Regions from separate parts of the Homo sapiens genome. Here region 2 is linked to region 1. The links are chromatin contacts, found by Hi-C or POLR2A ChIA-PET in ENCODE. All regions are on one chromosome and are shown on one strand. The core of a region is the stretch at or near the end of the contact, and the rest is flanking DNA. Distances in the headings are between cores, read along the strand shown. Region 1 holds the start of ANAPC7 (anaphase promoting complex subunit 7). Region 2 holds the start of RAD9B (RAD9 checkpoint clamp component B).

Region 1 (7,199 bases), core at 3,368-5,867:
GCTCACTACGACCCCTGCCTCCCGGGTTCAAGCAATTCTCCTGCCTCAGCCTCCCGAGTAGCTAGGATTATAGGCACCTGCCACCTCGCCCAGCTAATTTTTGTATTTTTGGTAGAGACGGGGTTTCGCCATGTTGGCCATCGCTGGTCTCAAACTCCTGACCTCATGATCCACCCGCCTCAGCCTCCCAAAGTGCTGGGATTACAGGCGTGAGCCACTGCGCCCAGCCGAGTCGAATAATTCTGTAGATAGTTAATTTCTCAACAAGCTAGGCACAGTGGCTCACACCTGTAATCCCAACACTTTGGGAGGTTGAGGTGGGAAGACTGCTTGAGCCTAGAGTCTGATCAACATAGTGAGATCTTGTCTCTTAAAAAAAAAAAAAAATAGGCATCATACATTAGTGTTTGCGGGAGGAAGGGACAATTGGAGAGTGATTACTAATAGACACGGTTTCTTTTTGTTGGGATAATGAAAACCTTCTGGAGTTAGATCATGGTGATGATCATACAATTTTGTAAATACACTAAAACCCACAGAATTGCATTATTGTGGCCATGTGCGGTGGCTTATGCCTATAATCCTAGCTACTTAGAGGCTGAGGCAGGAGAATCGCTTGAACCTGGGAGGTGGAGGTTGCAGTGAGCCAAGATCCCACCACTGCACTCCAGCCTGGGTGACGAGAGAGAGACTCTGTCTCAGACAAAAAAAAAAAAAAAAAGGGGCCAGGCGCGGTGGCTCACGCCTGTAATCACAGCACTTTGGGAGGCCAAGGAGGGAGGATCACCTGAGGTCAGGAGTTCGACCAGCCTGGCCAACATGTTGAAACCTCGTCTCTACTAAAAATACGAAAATTAGCCAGGCATGGTGGTGGGCGCCTGTAATCCCAGCTACTTGGAAGGCTGAGGGAGAACTGCTTGAACCCAGCAGGCGGAGGTTGCAGTGAGCCGAGATCACGCCACTGCACTCCAGCCCTGGCGACAGAGTGAGACTCAGTCTCCCCAGAAAAACAGAAAAAAAACAACAAAAAGAGTATAGTCTAGATGACTTAAGTTCTCTTCAAACTCTGTGATTCTATGTATGTAGTGAGAAATAACCATTTGATGCTTAGATACAAAAGTATTATTACATCCACAGAAAGCATTCAGATATGCATATAAGATACATGTCTACTTACACATGCATTAAGTTATCTCTGTAATGACACACGAAAAAATAGTTATTGCCTCTGGAGAAAGGAAATGTTGGGGTGAGGTTCAAGACTCAGGTAAAGATACTGATCTGCATGCCCCTTCTCCACTGTTTGAATTTAACAGTGTCTATTCCTATTCCACAAGAAATTTTAAAGTATAAATCATGAAGGTCAGAACTTAAACATGTCCTGAAGCTAGGAAACTGCCAATCTAACCCAATATGAAAAAGCATGGGCTAAACTTCGTCTAGCCAGAGAATTAAACTGTTTCAAACTATCCTGTAACATCTTTAAGAACTAAGAGTAACTAGGGCCTAAATCTCCAAACGTGGAAACTGTATGCTTTGGCAAATCACTCAGAACCAAGTGAAAGGCTCCAGCATAAACACATAAGGCTGACAGAGACCAGGGCTCCTGTCAACATGAAGTGGATGGTGGCAAAATGTGGGTCTCACTAGTAAGGTCCAAAGCACATTAATGAGGCTGGGCTCGGTGGCTCACGCCTGCAATCCAAGCACTTTGGGAGGCCTAAGTCATGGGGATCACTTGAGGTCAGGAGTTCCAGACAAGCCTGGCCAACATGATGAAACCCCATCTCTATTAAAAAAAAAAAAAAAATTAGCTGGGCGTGGTGGTGCGAATCTGTAATCCCTGCTACTCAGGAGGCTGAGGTGGGAGGATCGATTGAGCCTGGGAGGTGGAGGCTGTAGTCAGCCGAGATCGCACCACTGCACTCCAGCCTGGGCAACAAAGCAAGACTCCGTCTGAAAAGCAAAACAAAACAAAACACCAAAGTGCACTAATGAAAATCCAATGGGCAGCAGCAGCTGCATTGTAAGCACTTAAAGGACTTTTCCCTTCTGACCTAGACCAGCTTCTACAGCAGGCCAAACACTAATACATCTACAGAGTAAAAGTTTCCATTATAACGCCATTTGGAGGTAGCAGACTGGTGGCTCAGAATGGAGACTCTCCAGTCAGAGAAGACCAGGTCCAGGCATCGTACTCCTCCATTTATTGGATGTGTGAACTTGGACAAGGGTATTTCACCTCCCTGAGGTTGTACTCACTTCCTCAACACACTCAATAAGCATGTGAGTGCTTATTGCGCACAGCCACTGCGCTTTCAATTGGTGGGTGATGCGAAGGGTAGAAAAGTGGGAGTACCCGAGAGTCCTGGGAGTCAGAGAAGGCTCTTTAGGAGAGATATCCAGGCTAAAACCTGAAGGAGGAGGCAACGCTGAGATGAGGACCGTCGCAGGAGGAACAGCAAGTACAAGGGCCCAGAGTAGAGAACACGCTTGGTGCATTCAAATAACACAAAGAGGCCAGAAGCGATGGTTCACGCCTGTAATCCTTAAACTTTGGGAGGCCGAGGCGGCGGGATCACCAGAGGTCAGGAGTTGAAGACCAGACTGGTCGGCTGGGCGCGGTGGCTCACACCTGTAATCCCAGCACTTTGGGAGGCCGAGGCGGGCGGATCACGAGGTCAGGAGATCGAGACCATCGTGAAACCCTGTCTCTACTAAAAATACAAAAAAATTAGCTGGGTGCGGTGGCGGGCGCCTGTAGTCCCAGCTACTCGGGAGGCTGAGGCAGGATAATGGCGTGAACCCAGAAGGCGAAGCTTGCAGTGAGCCAAGATCGTGCAGAGCGAGACTCCGTCTCAAAAAAAAAAAAAAAAAAAAAAAAAGACCAGACTGGTCAATATAGTGAAACTCTGTTTCTACTAAAATAACAAAAATTAGCTGGGCGTGTGGCGCTCGCCTGTAATCCCAGCTACTTGGTTGGCTGAGGCAGGAGGATCGCTTGAACCCAGGAAGCGGAGGCTGCAGTGAGCCAAGACTGCGCCACTCAACTCCAGCATGGGCGACAGAGCGAGGCTGTCTCAAAAAAATAAAAATAAATAAACAAATAAAAACAAATAACAGAATAGCCAGGGAGGCTAGAGAGCAGTGAACAGAGTAATGAGATGAAGTCGCAGAGAGTGGAGGGCAGATATTTGCCTTCAGAGGCCATGGGAAAGAATTTTCATAAGTGCAATAAAGGATTTTTTTTTTTTTTTGAGACGGAGTCTCGCTCTGTCGTCCAGGCTGGAGTGCAGTGGTGCTACTTCGGCTCACTGCAAGCTCCGCCTCCCGGGTTCACGTTATTCTTCTGCCTCAGCCTCCCGAGTAGCTGGGACTACAGGCGCCCGCCACCACGCCTGGCTAAATTTTTTTGGTATTTTTTAAGCAGAGACGGGGTTACACTGTGTTAGCCAGGATGATCTCGATCTCCTGACCTCGTGATCCGCCCGCCTCGGCCTCCCAAAGTGCTGGGATTACAGGCATGAGCCACTACGCCCGGCCAATAAAGGATATTAAGCAGGAGAGGGACATGCACTCAAGGATGGAATCAGCTCAGTGCTTCAAGGAAACATGAAAGGCGCCACGCCCACCCATTAATGGAGTCTCCCGTTTCCTTTTTTTGAGACAGGCAGTCGTTCTGTCGCCCACGGTAAAGGACAATGATGCGATCACGGCTCACTGCAGCCTCGACCTCCTGGGTTCAAGCGATCCTCCTGCCTCAGCCTCCCGAGTAGCTGGGACCGCAGGCACGCACCATCACGCCCGGCTAATTGTTTAATTTTTACTTTTCGTAGAGGCAGGGTCTCCCTATGTTGCCCAGGTTGGTCTTGAACTCCTGGGCTCAAGCGATCCTCCCGCCTCGGCCTCCCAAAGGGCTCGTATTAGAGGCGTGAGCCACCGCGCCCGGCCCCGTTTTCAGGGGTTTCCCAAGGCCAGAAAGTGGACCCTCCTGATACACTTAACGGGGGGACCAATCTCAGATGCGGGGGCTAGCGCATAAAAACCAGGAGGCTGGGTCCCTGAGCTGCAGCGAGAGAAAAAAACGTTCTTCTGGAAGGAGCCGAGAGGGAAGGATTCAGCCTAGCGATGTGACAGTCGCGCTGCCCCGCGACAGGTGCCTCAGGAAACCCTCGCCTGGGTCGTCCTCAGAGCCTCTGCCTTCTATGTCTCCAAGCCGCCGCTCGCCACATCCCCGCGGGACTTGACGCCGGCACCCAGTGAACCCAACTTGCGCTCCGAAGTCTGCTCCGCTCCAGGACGCCCTCGCAGACCCCGGAGCCTCCGCTGGCGCCGGCGGCCGCTCCTTCCCGCCTGTTCCCACGTGCCCTGAGCCCCCGCTCCCAGACCGCCGCCGCTTTCTCCTCAGCCCCAGGCAGCTACCCGCCTCAACTCACGGGTTGTTATTACTCATTGTAAGTAACAAGCTGCTGAGGAGCCGCACGTTGGAGTGCAGCCCCGCGGCCGCCATGTCCCGCACGTGGTCTATCACATTCATCCTGCTCTGCAAAGCCGCGGGCAGCGGCGGCAGCACTGACTCGAAAAGCCGGTAGAGGATCCTTAGGGAAGACTCCAAAATGGCGGCGTCGCCGGGGTCCATCGGGTCCACACGCGGCACCACCCCCAAGCAAGAGGTAACTACTGAAGTGCCCGAATAAAAAGAAACTCGAGTCCCTGCTCCTGTCGTGGTCCTTTTCAGGTGAAATGAGTTGTTATTTTTACGCAAAAATCACGTTATCATCCTAAACTGCAAACTTTACTGAGGATTTACAATGAGACAAAAGGCACCTTATAAGACTACTCGGTCAATTTGAATGAGTCTGAGAGGAATTTGTGCCTCTCAGAAATTAAAATGTGTGGGTATTTACCGAAATAAAATACAGTAAGGTGAGGAAAAACGCTCCAACTGGAATTAAATATTCTAATCGGGCGCCAGGGACAGACCTAACGGCCTTTACAGTGGCGCATGCGCACCAGGCTAGGGCCGCCGCGCCCCTCCTCAGGTGTTTTGTGTTCCTGCCAAGTCAGGCTTCGGCCCTGGGGGAACTCCTTGGTTCGAGGGGTATATTTCCCCATGTAAAATTATTCCCTAGATCCGTGGAAATAAAGGCTGGATCCAGGAATTAGCTGATACCCATATAAACCAGTATGTGTCTGGCACACTTAACGTTTTAGGAAAGTTTTACACAAGTTATTGGGACGCTCACAACAATCCATAAAGTTGAAGTTGTCATTCCCTTCCCACAAGGGAAGAAACTGCCTGCTTAAATTTTGTGCTCAGGTTGTTAAATGGTTGACTTGGAATCAGATCGACTGGTTAATTATGTTGGATCGCAAACTCAAATGTATACAGGGACCAGGGAGGTAACTGAGCCAATGAGGCAGTTTAGGTCGTTGAGTCAGAGTCCGAATATTCTCCACAGTCATCCTCTCAGATCTAGCCTATCGCTCCTTTCTTAAAGGAGACAGTCGTTTTGGTCTAGATTTTGTTTTCATTTGATTTTTACAGTAGTAGATGCAAAAAAAATGCTCTGAAAAAATCACAGTGTATCTTCATCAGCAACTTTTTCAGCTCTTAACATTTTGTCACAGTTGAAGCTCCTGTAGATCCTTTTCCCATCTCATCCCCTACTCTAGTTTCCTGGATGTGTGAGACCTTCTATTTGATTTTGGTGGGCATCATCACTGTGAACTTTTCTTTTTTCTTTTTTTCGAGACGGAGTTTTGCTCTTGTCGCCCAGGCTGGAGTGCAAAATCTCAGCTCACTGCAACCTCTGTCACCCGGGTTCAAGGAATTCTCCCTGCCTCAGCTTCCCGAGTAGCTGGGATTACAGGCGCCTGCCACCACTGTCATGTGCGTCCGTGTGAAGAGACCACCAAACAGGCTTTGTGTGAGCAACAAGGCTGTTTGTTTCACCTGGGTGCAGGCAGGATGGTAGCAGCACGAGCCATAGGCAAAACTCCTCAGACACCAAGTTAAAGAAGGAAGGAGTATATTCGGCTGGGAGCATCAGCAAGGCTCCTGTCTCAAGAGCCGAGCTCCCCGAGTGAGCAATTCCTGTCCCTTTTAAGGGCTCACAATTCTAAGGGGGTCCGCGTGAGAGAGTCGTGATCGATTGAGTAAGCAGGGGGTACATGACATGCACCGGTGGTCAGAGTGAAACAGACCGGGAAGTTTCACAATGTCTTTCTATAATCTGTAGATAACATCAGTTGCTAGGTCAGGGGTCAGTTAAGGCAGGAACCGGCCCTTTTCACTTCTTTTGTGATTCTTCAGTTACTTCAGGCCATCTGGATGTACACATGCAGGCTTGGGTTCAGAGGCCTGACATTCCTGTCTTCTTACGTTAACAAGAAGAATAAAACGAAATAGTCGTAAAGTGTTGCGGCAGCGAAAATTTTTGGGGGTGGTATGGAGAGATAATGGGCGATGTTTTTCAGGGCTGCTTCAAGTGGGATTGGGGGTGGTGTGTGGGAACCTAGAGTGGGAGAGATTAAGCTGAAAGAAGATTTTGTGGTAAGGGACAATATTGTGGGGTTGTTAAAAGGAGCATTTGTCGTATAGAATGATTGGTGATGGCCTGGATGCAGTTTTGTATGAATTGAGAAACTAAATGAAAGACACAAGGTCTGAATTAAGAGAAGGAGAAAAACAGGTATTAAATAACTAAGAATTGGGAGGACCCAGGACATCCAATTAGAGAGTGCTCAAGGGGGTTCAGCATAATTACCTGCTTGGTTGGTGAGTTTTGGGGCTCTATCCTTGACAGAGTCCTTTTTAAGTTGGAGGCTGAGCTTGGTGAGGTGTGTTTTTAAAAGACCATTAGTCCATTCTACCTTTCCTGAAGATTGAGGACAATAATGGGTATGAAGTTTTCACTGAATACCAAGAGCCTGAGAAACTGCTTCGGTGATTTGACTAGTAAAGGCCGGTCCGTTATCGGACTGTATAGAGATGGGAAGGCCAAACCGAGGAATTATGTCTGACAGAAGGGAAGAAATGATTGCGGTGGCCTTCTCAGACCCTGTGGGAAAGGCCTCTACCCATCCAGTGAAAGTGTCTACCCAGACCAAGAGGTTTTTTTGTTTCCTGACTTGGGGCATGTGAGTAAGGTCAATTTGCCAGTCCTGGGCAGGGGCAAATCCCCGAGCTTGATGTG
Region 2 (7,199 bases), core at 2,461-4,960, 99 kb after region 1:
CAAAGTAACACAAGGTTATGAAATTAGCACACTTTAAAATTGTTAAGTAAGATTCTTCTTTATAAAGACTAGTTTCAGCAGGTATTTGTTGTATGACCTATATTAATTGTTTCAATGCAGATCTCAGTGGACAAAACATCTGTAAAACTAAAAACCACTATGAAGTTTCCACCCTCACTGGTAATCAACATAAAAGTACCTGGATATAGAACAATCTTCATTTTAGAGGGGGATTCCTTCTGATATGGATTGAAGTACATAGTTAGTATGGGAATCTTGCTTTGAGAAAAAGGTAAAAATAATAGATTTCTATATTTAAAAGAAGAAGAAGAACAACAACAACAACCACCACCCCAAACTCATAAAAGGGTATATGTCTACAACAGGTTGAAATGTTTGGTACTAATAATGAATGAGCTGTTCAATCTGAATGTACCAGAAAGAACATTAGTAAGACATGGTACTTTATAATGATTGATGACCTAATTCTATAAAGTACTGTGGATTATCTCCAAGACTCAAGACTATTAGCAGTCTAAAGATATAACTGTATGAATGACCACACAATCATTTCAAATTAGTAGGGATCCTTACTAGGACAGAATCCTCTGGTTTCCTGCTGATGACAAAGTTATGGGGAAATAGTGTTACATAACACGTGTCATACTTTGAAACATGTTCCCGCCCAAATTCCACACTTTGACAAATCGGGATAGACATAGATGATAGAGTCCTTTAAGAAAGCAAAAGATCCTGGAAATGGCAGTCTTATTAAATTAAAATAAAGAGCCAACCCAATCAAAGCATGGGAATTCGGTTACTTCCTTTCAACAGACCTTAAAAGGGTAAGAAATCCAGTCAGTAAACAGCCACCCAACCACCACTGTTAGTAGGAGCTAAGTGAAGAAACTTACTCTGTGCCCAGCCTTAGTGGAATGAAGAAGTTGATTGCAGACAGGGGGGATGAAAAAAAAAGGGTGAAACATGACCAATGTTAAAAGAAAGCAACAAAAAGAAACCAAAAAAAAAAAAGAGAACAAAAAACCCATACCAAATGAGCAAACAATTGTTAATGATTTCTGAGTGTTATGAAAGAAAATGTTAAAAATCAGCTGTGCTCAAAACAATACCAAAATAAATATTTGCTTTATTTTTGAACATGACACACACACTTTTTAATAAATTTGTCTTGTCAGTTTCTCCTACTTTTCCTAATCTTGTTCTGTACATCGACTTCCATCTCTGTTTTCCATTCTGTTTAGATTTTTATAAGATTTTATAAAATAATGAATTTGGATTTCTACAAGACACTGTGGAAAATTTATCATCAGTAATAGCTGAAAGGCTAACATTTTCTGGATTCTTAGGGTTTAATTATTCAAGTATATGGATGTTAATTATCTTACATTCAAAATTCTAGTAGCTGGAAAATTATGCTGCGGCTAGGTGATTTTTTGTAGCTGATGCAACACAGCACCATGAATACATTATCAAGTGTTGAACAAATCAACTAAAGGTGAAGACAAAATAATAAAAACAAACACATTTATTCAGGTAAAACTGGACCTTTCCCACACTTGAATTTGCTGCCCACAGACTCTGGACACTGTACTGAGTGTTGAACGTCTGTATCCTTTGCCAAATAAAATGCTTTTAATCATGAAAGAACTGGCTAATGCTAAATTTTTCCCAGTTCTATTTCATATGAAAAATGATGTTCCAGTACAACTACCCTAAATAAGAGGGATCACTTCTCAAACAACTTGAGAAACATTAATATTTTGAAACCATGGCAAGTAATTATGTCTTCTCCCATGGATAGGTGTCTCGAAATTACTGTAAACGGATTACTTTAAATTGGAGTCTGTTTAGAAGCAAAAATTAAAAGTGAGATTAAAGATTTTAAAGAAGCATGCACCATAAATCTCTGGCTGCCATGTCTGTAAGTCCCCCTCTTGAAAAGGCTGTTTGTCATGCAATAGTAATAATCTTAAAAATGCATAGCTTCTTTGGTTTCCTTGTAAAAATAAAAAAGAATGCAATAAATGCCTGTCAGAGGTAGACGTCCCTTTACAGCCAACCTCCATCAACACAAATATGAAGATAATCACAGCTCCATTTCAAACAATTGATTTTTTTTTTTTTTTTGAGCAGCAGCAAGATTTATTGTGAAGAGCGAAAGAACAAAGCTTACACAGGGTGGAAGGGGACCCGAGTGGGTTGCCCCAAACAATTGACTTTTTAAGAGTCAAAGGCACCTTTGAAAATATGATTACAGGCCGGGCGCGGTGGCTCACGCCTGTAACCCCAGCACTTTGGGAGGCCGAGGCGGGTGGATCATCTGAGGTCGGGAGGTAGAGACCAGCCTGACCAACATGGTGAAACCCCGTCTCTACTAAAAATACAAAAATTTAGACGGGCTTGGTGGCGGGCGCCTGTAATCCCAGCTACTCGGGAGGCTGAGGCAGGAGCTGAGGCTTGAACCCGGGCGGCATTGCAGTGAGCCGAGATCGCGGCATTGCACTCCAGCCTGGGCGACAGAGCGAGACTCCATCTCAAAAAGAAAGAAAGAAAATATGATTACAGCTCTGAGTCCTCTCTAGTAGAGGCCCCCAGTTTTTATGTAGGAAGGTCTGAGGGGCACCAAACTACTGGGGGTGAAGGGGTGATTGCTTGAAGGTGGCTGGGGGAGACTAGGTAAGTCTCCAACACCGGCACTCTCCCCAGAAAAATGTGTATATTCACAAAAATTTCCCAACAGTTTCAATGAGTTCACACATCATTAAGGAATCCTACCCTAAAGAGGCGTAGCAACCCGTGGAAAGAAACAGTTCCAGCAATTGCAAGCGCCAAATCCCGCCCTCTGAGAGCACACCTGCTCATCTCAATGGCAGCTAGATGTTATTTCAGGAGCGAGGAGGGTGGTTTATTCCCTTTCCCTAGATGGCAAAGTTAAACGGGTACGAAATTCTGCTCGCTACTTCCTGTTCTGCATTCGAGAGGCCAGCTTCCACCACTACACCCCAACCAGCGGGAGGTGCTTTTTGCGGGAAACGAGTAGGAACCGTCTGGAAACGGAGGACCGTGCCCCTATCCCCGGAACATTCGAGGTATAGGACCAAAGGCCTTCCCTGGCTCGGGCGTGCGTGTCTCGTGACAGGTCGGGCTGCTAGAGGGGCCTTTTTACCCCTTGGATGGCCTCTGGCCCCTTGGGGCCGGGATACGAGACCTAGGCCAGCCGCACCCAGAGGTGGCCGCTCCCTTCCTTCCCTAGACCTCTTCTGGGCCTTTCCCAGGCCAGCGCCTGGGCCCTGACGCCGAGGCCTCCGGGATTTCCCAATTCCTCGCCCTCGGCCTCCCCACGGCTCCCAACAACGCAGCACCCCACCCGAGAGCCAGGCCTTGGTCGCCGCAACTGCAGCCCTCACCATCCTGTCACCGGGCTCCGCTCAGTCACCACCACCGTCGCCGCCCTCTTCCTCAGGCTCCTCGGCGACCCGCCCACTTAACCGCAACCAATGAGAGCAGAGGGAGACAGAAATTGCCGTACGGAGGCCCGCACGGACCCTTCTCCGCCGTAAAGCCGTTTGGGAACTTGTGGAGGCGGGGTGGTAGAGTGCAGAGACGAGATCGCGAAGCTTTGAAAAGCGCGGGCAACATCCGGGCACCTGGGCCGTCGAGCTGAGGCGCGCCTTCCGAGCCTGCTTTTTAGGGCGGATGGCAGCCATGCTGAAGTGCGTGATGAGCGGCAGTCAGGTGAAAGGTGGAGCGGCCTTTGTTGTCTTCCCATTTAGCAGAGAGAAAAGCAGACGTTAATAGGTCGTCCCTACCATTGTCTAATTTTTCCTCTTTGCCTTTTTGCGCAATGACTGAGGACGCACGCCCTGGCCACAGCCCCACCCACTCAAGTCCCTGTTAACTTCTGAGGGGAGGATGAGGACCCATCTCGTGTGACTTAGAGGCAGATGTAATATGGGTGGTATCCGGGAAATAGAGTTGTACCATCGGGCCACAAACTCGGGATGCTGAGGACTGCATGGGGAAGAGTTGAGAGAAAAAAATAATGCTTGGACAGTAAAAGTATTTTTGTGCCAAGAGAACAGCATTAACCTGGTTTTTTTTTTCCCCAGATTCTACCATTTTTAAAAATGTATGAACTTGGAAAAGTCACTAAATCTCTTTGGGGCTCAGTTTCTAAAACGGAAACAGGGGTAATGACAGCACCTTCGTCACAGAGTTTGTTTGGAGGCAATGAAATGGAAATGCGTGTAAAGAGCCCAGTAATAGATGGAATGTACAAGAACTATTAGTGTTGTAAACGGCGCTTTCAAAATGGAAGTTAGGCCGGGTGCAGTGGCTCACGCCTGTAATCCTAGCACTTTGGGAGGCCAAGGCGGGTGGATCACCTTAGGTCGGGAGTTCGAGACCACCCTGACCAACATGATGAAACCCCGTCTCTACTAAACATACAAAAATTAGCCGGGCTTAGTGGTGGGCGCCTGTAATCCCAAGCTACTTGGAAGGCTGAGGCGAGAGGATCGATTGAGCCCGGGAGGTTGAGGCTGCAGTGAGTTGAGCTCGTGCCACTGCACTCCAGCCTGAGTGTCAGAGTGAGACTCTGTCTCAAAAAAAATAAAAAATAAAAAGAACATTAACAATGTCGTACGGGATCAGACTAGTGTGTTTTCCAGCCCTAAATGTGTTCTGTGGTGGGGAAATCTGGCTGCCCTCAAACATCAGAGATGTATGTTGGATACCCCTAATTTCTCTCTCATGACTTGTTGTGACTTGGCTATCAAGCTATTAAAACCACTTCAGATTATCTTCTCCATGCACTGTTTTCACAGTTTTTGGGGGGTCAAATACATTTATCTAAATCAAGTTGTAAAATACATTAGTATGGAAATTGGTTTGCACAGTAGCTCCATGCAACACTGTAAACATATAGAAGGACAAATTTCGGTCAATTTTATCATTTCACACACTACAAATTTATTGAGCCCTGACTATGTGTCTGGCATTTTGCCAAGGGTATTATACTGTATTAAAGTAATGTAGCATTAGTCTGTAAGATACTGTTATTTTTGAATTTCTCTTGAGTCCTCTGAATGCTGAACTAGTCTTGTGATTTGTTTTTATTGTTAGAGGGAAAGAATATAAGCATCACCTTTCTTTTTCTCCATAGTATTTGGGAAAGCAGTTCAAGCTCTATCACGAATTAGTGACGAGTTCTGGCTAGACCCATCTAAAAAAGGTGTAAGTAAGAAAGTTAACAGATCACGTATCAAGGCAAGAGGAGATGTTTAAAGATCCCAGTCCAGATTGAATGTTAACTAGGAAATCCAGAAATTGTAATTATCCCTTTCACTGTTTATCTTTATTTTACATATCTGAATACACTTAGAGCATGGTAAAGTTGAAAATATGCAGATAAGCTTGATTGATTTAAACTGGAAGTCACAAACTGGTAGTTAAGAGACTAGCTACGGTCTGCAGGAATGTTTGTTGGCCTGCACTGTTTTTTTTTTTTTTTAATTTGAAATAATTTCCAACATTTAAAAATTGAGGCCGGGCGCGATGGCTCACGCCTGTAATCCCAGCACTTTGGGAGGCCGAGGTGGGTGGATCACCTGAGGTCAGGAGTTCGAGACTAGCCTGGTCCACATGGTGAAACTCCTTCTCTACTAAAAATATAAAAATTAGCCTGGCATGGTGGTGGGCACCTGTAATCCCAGCTACTCGGGAGGCTGAGGTGGGAGAATTGCTTGAATCCAGCAGATGGAGGTTGCAGTGAGTGAGCCGACATGGTGCCACTGCACTCCAGCCTGGGCAACAGAGTGAGAGTGAGACTCCGTCCCAAAAAAAAAAAAAAAAAAAATTGAGTCAAATTTTTCCTGCTTCTCTTGAAAATTCAGAAGACCTGACAGTTTTGGGACTGCATTCATTCCCAAGTGGAAGTAGTTGGCTGAAACTGAGTAATGGTTTCCCCGCTTAGACAAGGTGTGAGACCGCCAATATGCTGTAACTCCCTTATATATTGCAACTCCCTTATATATTGCCTTTTGCCATTTCACACATTAAGGTTAAGGCTCATGACTGGGTGTGGTAGTTCACAAATGTAATCCCAGCACTTTGGGAGGCTGAGACAGGAGGATCACTTGAGCCCAGGAGTTCGAGACCAGCCTGAGCAACAAAGCAAGACACTACCTGTCTCTACAAAAAAATTTTAAAAATTAGTCGGGTGATATGTTGTGTGCCTGTAGTCCCAGCTACTTGGAAGGCTGAGAGGAGGGAGGATTGGTTGAGGCCAGGGGTTTGGAGGCTGCAGTGAGCTGCGGTGGTACCATTGCACTCCAGCCTGGCCAACAGGCTGGTTTTTTGAAAAAAAGTAAAAAAGAAATTAAAAGAAAGTTAAGGCCCCTGTAGGCATTTACTATTTTATGTTTTCAACATGTAAACTTTTAGATTTAACACATATATGTATTCAATATAATATACATATATGTATACACCTATATATACGTACATGCTTGTATATATACATGTATGTACACCTATATGTATGTATATATATAGGTGTATAATAAATTAACAGACTTGTCCTGAATGCCATTTAAACTATCAAGTATAGAATACAGGTTATGTCCTGTATATATTATAGGTGTACATATATGTATATATATGCAAATTCAATACAGACTATATAGGGCAGTCCATAATTAACATCCCATGTTCTTATTTGAACACATTTAACTGTGATGTTAAACATAATGACGTTTTCTGAATCAAGCTATTATGTAAAGAAAGTTTATTTTCTCCTAAATTTTTTTAAAATAAAAAAATAGAGGTGGGGTCTTGCTCTGTTGGCCAGGCTGGTCTCAGACTCCTGGCTTCCATCCATCCTCCTGCCTTGGCTTCCCAAAGTGCTTGGATTACAGGTTCATGGGAGCCACCATGCGCAACCTCTCCTAAATAGTTTTTATCTTATTTTTCTAGCTTGCTCTAAGATGTGTGAATTCTTCTCGGTCAGCATATGGATGTGTCCTGTTCTCTCCTGTGTTTTTTCAGCATTATCAATGGTCAGCTTTAGTGAAAATGAGTGAAAATGAACTTGACACAACACTGCATTTAAAATGCAAATTGGGAATGAAGGTAAATATAAGTGGCCCTGGTTTTCTCTTATTCTGTAGAAATATTCA

Evidence for each region. Hi-C counts contacts between places; a loop is a spot of excess contacts on that map. ChIA-PET counts read pairs that join two places held with the same protein, here RNA polymerase II (POLR2A). Pooled maps may share reads with other maps.
Region 2: a loop to region 1 is called in a map of CD8-positive, alpha-beta T cell, with 18 times the contacts of the local background. The contact joins the promoter of RAD9B here to the promoter of ANAPC7 in region 1. A Hi-C loop is called at or near these places in 2 of 168 maps with a recorded cell type or tissue (CD8-positive, alpha-beta T cell and naive thymus-derived CD4-positive, alpha-beta T cell), 4 of 37 single-sample maps with no recorded cell type and 18 of 50 pooled maps. POLR2A ChIA-PET finds 5 or more read pairs at or near these places in 5 of 52 experiments (CD4-positive, alpha-beta T cell, activated CD4-positive, alpha-beta T cell, activated T-cell and 1 more).

What each region holds. Positions count from the first base shown.
Region 1 is chr12:110,399,091-110,406,289 of GRCh38, forward strand. It overlaps ANAPC7 (anaphase promoting complex subunit 7), which reads right to left and starts at 4,618. Exons shown (of 11, transcript NM_016238.3): 1 at 4,437-4,618. The coding sequence starts at 4,537.
Region 2 is chr12:110,498,621-110,505,819 of GRCh38, forward strand. It overlaps RAD9B (RAD9 checkpoint clamp component B), which reads left to right and starts at 3,711. Exons shown (of 11, transcript NM_001286535.2): 1 at 3,711-3,763; 2 at 5,186-5,256; 3 at 6,997-7,152. The coding sequence starts at 3,718. It overlaps VPS29 (VPS29 retromer complex component), which reads right to left and starts at 3,491. Exons shown (of 4, transcript NM_016226.5): 1 at 3,429-3,491. The coding sequence starts at 3,431. LOC124903015 (a long non-coding RNA gene) reads left to right here. Exons shown (of 2, transcript XR_007063458.1): 2 at 121-1,205. RefSeq lists a silencer at 504-798 and an enhancer at 3,320-3,459.